Linked DNA regions of Mus musculus: region 2 is linked to region 1. Evidence: chromatin loops called from intact Hi-C (ENCODE). Cell type or tissue: left cerebral cortex. All regions are shown on one strand.

What was found. Peaks named below come from ENCODE experiments on the same cell type or tissue, not always from the same donor. Only the 100,000 strongest peaks of a DNase experiment are listed, where the experiment ranks them.
Region 2: a loop joins it to region 1, with 4 times the contacts of the local background. A loop is called at or near these places in 4 of 42 quality-filtered maps.

What each region holds. Positions count from the first base shown.
Region 1 is chr7:55,803,569-55,806,068 of GRCm38, forward strand. It overlaps Tubgcp5 (tubulin, gamma complex associated protein 5), which reads left to right. Exons shown (of 23, transcript NM_146190.3): 7 at 1,013-1,127; 8 at 1,727-1,816; 9 at 2,485-2,500. Among named protein-coding and RNA genes, the nearest start is that of Tubgcp5, 11 kb to the left of the region's middle. In left cerebral cortex, no CTCF peak of the experiment used is centred here; no DNase peak of the experiment used is centred here.
Region 2 is chr7:56,193,982-56,196,481 of GRCm38, forward strand. Herc2 (HECT and RLD domain containing E3 ubiquitin protein ligase 2) reads left to right here. Exons shown (of 93, transcript NM_010418.2): 69 at 229-420. Among named protein-coding and RNA genes, the nearest start is that of Oca2, 45 kb to the right of the region's middle. In left cerebral cortex, no CTCF peak of the experiment used is centred here; no DNase peak of the experiment used is centred here.

The sequences.
Region 1 (2,500 bases):
CTTATCTCTTTGTGAACCTGTACTCTATGGACATTTTAGAAGCAGTGAGACAAATAATTCCAGCTGGATTTTTAGTTAGGGTTTTAGAAAATGTATAGATTTAACTTGGGGAAGCTGACAATACCTCCATTTTTCTCTAATCATCTTATATTCTGTTAGACTTTTCTTGGAAGTAAACATACTCTGCCACTGAGCCACCCCATCCTCTTAAGATTTGTGAGGTCTTTATTGGCCATGTTCTCTTTTATATTCTCAAGTATTCATCTAGTGCTTTCTGTGTCTCTTAGCAATTTTTTTGTTTTGTTTTTTGCTTTTTGTTTTTGTTTTTGTTTTTTTGAGACAGGGTTTCTCTGTGTAGCCCTGGCTGTCCTGGAACTCACTCTGTAGACTAGGCTGGCCTCGAACTCAGAAATCCACCTGCCTCTGCCTCCCAAGTGCTGGGATTAAAGGCCTGTGCCACAATGCCCGGCCCGCCTGTTAGCATTTTTTATTGTTGTGGATCTTGAGCAATTTGTTTTACTTTGATTACGTAGGTATAGAAGAACACTGTTGGTTTCTGTGGTTTGTCTGTGTTGGACATTCTTGGTGAATCTTCCTTGTAAATTTGGTAGTTTGTTGGGTTTTTGGGGGCTTTTTAATTTGTGGGCAGTAACAGTTTTATCCCCTCCTAATTCTTTTGGGTTTTCAAGACAAGGGTTCTCTGTGTAGTCTTGGCTACCCTAGAACTAACTAGACTAGACTTGGCGTAAACTCAGAGATCTGCTTCTGCCTCTCGAGTGCTGGCATTAAAGGCATGCACTGCACCACCTGGTCCTTCTAATTCTTAAACCTTCTATCTTTGTGACAACATGAGTAAATCTAGATCAGCCTTCTCACAGACTACACTGTGGCCATGGGAGAGCCCTCATAGACAGAGTTTCATCCCTAGGGAGCTACACTTTTGGTCAGGAGGAGGTGAAAGTACCTAGTCACTGTAAAAATTGATTGATATGTATTCCACTTTTTGTGGCAGATGAGCCAGATAGCCGGAGCTGGCTGGAACAGCATGTAGTTCATCAGTACTGGACAACCAGGCGCTTCCGAATTCCACACAGTGCACATCTGCACTCCAATTTAGCTGCTGTCTGGTAAGCTAAACTTCTTGTTTAATATAATGACAGAACAAACTTTGATGGTTAAAAATACAACTTTGATTTGTGATTTAAATCAAGTCTGGAATTGTAAACTTGTTAGTTTTAAACAAGTGTAGTGGAATGTATGCAAGAGTGCACATAACATCATGGTGGTAATGAATTGAAGGTCTCAGACACATTAGACAGCACTGTTTTGCTGACCTAAGTCTTACCTCCCTTGAGTAATTTCTAATTAATTTTAATATCATGAAATTACTAACGGTACTATGTTTATCTTCATTTTAAGTAGATTGGTGTATGCTAGCCTGTATCTAATTTCCATTTGAGTGCACTTACTATAAAATTACACTAATTTTTTTAAAAAAATTGCATAGTTTTAAGCAGTTGATTGAATGACAAAACACAATTGTAATTGCTCTGAACATGCTTCACTAAAAAGATTCCAGTGAATCTGAAAAACGAATATAGAGTGAACTTAAGGCATTTATTGTGTTTATTTGTTCATTGCTGAGTATAAAGTTGCATATAGTCATTGAGACGAGTAATTTTACTTAAAACTTTTCTGTTGACCTTTGATGTTTGCTCTTTAATAGGGATCAACACCTGTACAGCAGTGACCCTCTGTACGTGCCAGATGACAGGGTGGTGGTTACTGAGACACAGGTCATTCGGGAGACCCTGTGGTAAGATGCATCAGCCTGGGAGGCTGTACTAGTGACAAGTAAAATTGTTTTCTTCTGTGTTTAAGGCATAGACTCAAGATGTTCATTCTACTTGGAGGCTAGCAACAGGCCTTAGGGATGAATTTCAGACTTTAGGTTTCACTGTGAAGCATGTGTAATTTTGATAAATTCTTTCCCGTTTTAAATAATTTGGGATCGAGTTAGACCATCATTTTTGAATATCTGAATTTAAAGCAAGGTTTGCTGTTGACTCTTTCACTTGAAATGTGTCTGTGAGAGTTGTCTATGCTTGTACCCAACACTGTGAGTCTACTGCAGCCTCTGATGAGGTCTAGATGGTACTAATATTCGATCAAGATTCTTACAGTTTTAAACATGCAGGGGTATCTTTGTATCTTAAGGAATTTAGCGGCTGTGTCTTTCTGTGTGTGTGTCTGTCTGTGTGTCTCGGGGCGGGGGTGGTGGGGTGATTGAACTTATAAATGATGGTGAGATAAATATCTTGAGTCTTAATCCTGTGAAGTTTGACACTCTTCCCATTTTCGTGCAATTGACCCATTTTGCCCCCCAATTCTGAATTTTCAAAATAAAATTCTCAACTATACTTTAATGATTATTTTAGTAGACTTCAAGCATATTGATCTTGATCTTTTTTTATTTCATTTCAGGTTACTTTCAGGGGTG
Region 2 (2,500 bases), 390 kb after region 1:
GGGTAGGCTTCACGTGGCATGACGTCCTTCTCACTCACATGGTGTGCTGCCTGCCTGGGCATAATAGCAAGGCATTTTTCCTTGGTGGATGCTGGATATTGGGATCAATCATGTCTTAGTCTGGTTTTAATTTTCATTCCCCATTCCTAATGTGTTCTTTGGGCTCCAGGACTTTTATCTCCCCATACTTCATTCTCTGTTTTAACTGTTGATTGTCAATTCATTTAGGATGTTGAAAGCCAAAATAAAACATCAGGCCCAGAGCCCCAGTCCTTGGATGAGTTCACCAGTCTGCTGATCCCTGATGACACCCGGGTGGTGGTGGAGCTGCTCAAGCTGTCAGTGTGCAGCAGGGCTGGAGACAAGGGCAGGGAAGTGCTTTCTGCTGTGCTGTCCGGCATGGGCACTGCCTACCCACAGGTGAGTGATGGGGAAGGCACACTACGTGGGGCCAGCTTTCTCTGCAAGAGCCACTGTTCTTCACACATGGTCTCTTCCTAGACTGCTTGCTCCGTGGACAGAGGTATAGAAGCTGTTCTTTAAAACAAAGTGTATCCCAGTTCTCCCCGTAGTTTCTTTTATCCATCTAGGACTGATTTATCTTTTCTTTAAAAAAGATTTGTTTCTTATAAGTGTTTGCCTGAGTATGTATGCATACATGGTACCTGAGGAGACCAGAAGAGGGTTTTGGCTCCCCTTGAATTGGAGTTACAGGTGGCTCTAAGCCACCATGTAAGCGGTAGGAACTAAACTTAGGTTTCCTACAAGAGTAGTAAGTGCTCTTAACCACTGAGACATCTCACTAGCTCTTGTTCTTTAAAAACAAAACCATTAGTTTTATTATGCTTTTTAGCTTATGTTTGGGGTCTGTGTCTCTGTGTCTGTGTCTGTCCCTGTATGTCTGTCTCTCTCTCTCAGTGTGTGTGTGTGTGTGTGTGTGTGTGTGTGTGTGTATGTGTACACTTTGTAGGAATTGTTTTCTTTCTCCTACGATATAGTCCATATAGTTACAGGGATTGAACTCAGGTCATTAGACTTGGAGACAAATCCTGCCTTGCCAACCCTGTATATCTTATTTTTACTGAATAAGTCCTTCTGTATACGTTTGCCTGTAGTTTGTTTTTAGATATTTGGCCAATATTGTTTTGCCATGCAAGAATTCTCATTTTTAGGTATACAAATCTGCCAATATTTTTCATGTCTATCTTCTGACAATATGCTAAAAATACATGACATTAATAATTATAATTCATTTCATTGTTTTAAAGAAATTTTCCTAATTTTTCTCCTGAGCATCTATATGATTTCATTTATTATGTTTACACTTTCAGCCATCTGCATTTTATCCTAATATAAAGAATAAAATATTGAGTGGTTCAGCTTAATTTTTTTAATATGTGGCAAAGCAGTGGCTCCAGCAATATTTGTGAAATAATTCATCCAGTGACTTGAAAACTATTTATTCTACTCTTAAATTCTAATATGCATTTGGATTTATTTACAGTCTTGTTTTATTTGAAATGATTTCTTTAAAAGTTTTTTATTATAATGTATATGAAAATGTATATTATTTATTATGTGTGTGTCATGGAACACATGTGGAGATTAGAGGGCAGTCTGCAGAAATTAATTCTCTACTTTCATTATATGGGTCCTAGGAATTTGACTCAGTTGCTCAGGCTAACAGTTGCAATCATCTTTAAATTGTCCTTGCAGAGGTGAGATGGATACTTGATGTCTTATCCTTATGTAATATTTGGGATTCGTAAATTAATTTATATAACTGTGCCTGTGTGGCAGTGATATCACTTTGTCACTAATGTAACTTTATTAAACTAAATTGTAATCTAAACATGAGGGAAATAGAGGAGAATAATCCTGGAAAACAGAAAGTGGGATTTTTCTTTGTATATTAAATTTGGGGACTGACAATATTGCTCTTATTCATGTCTTTTTAATTTTTAAATTTTATTTATTAGTGTGTGAAAGGCAGCATGACATGTATATGTGTGGAAGTCATAGAGCAGTTTGTAGAGTAATTTCTTGTTTTCTATTTTTGCATGGACTCCAGGTATCAAACTCAGTTTGTCAGGCTTACATGGCAAGTACTTTTGTAAACTGAGCCATCTATCTGGCTCAACCATGTTGGAGCCTGTGTTAAGATACTCCCTCTGCCATAGATGGGCCTGAGAGGATTGGTTGTTCCTGGTTCCTGCCCTTTGACCCAACTTGACTCACGCTGCTTTCTAGAATCTTGGTCATTATTATCAAATTTTTGCTCTTTCTCATGATATTTTTGTCCCCTAGGCTGACTTTTCTCACCAAGAAGTAATCTTGTCCAGGTATAGATGAGACTGTTATTATCACTGGTGTTTCAGTTTACGAATTGGCCTTAACTGAGTGTGTTTTTTGTGAGGCTCCTTCCAAATGCTTTCCTGTGGATAATTTTAATTCTCATAGTACCTTTACTGTGCCTTGATTTTATGTGTAAGAAAACCAG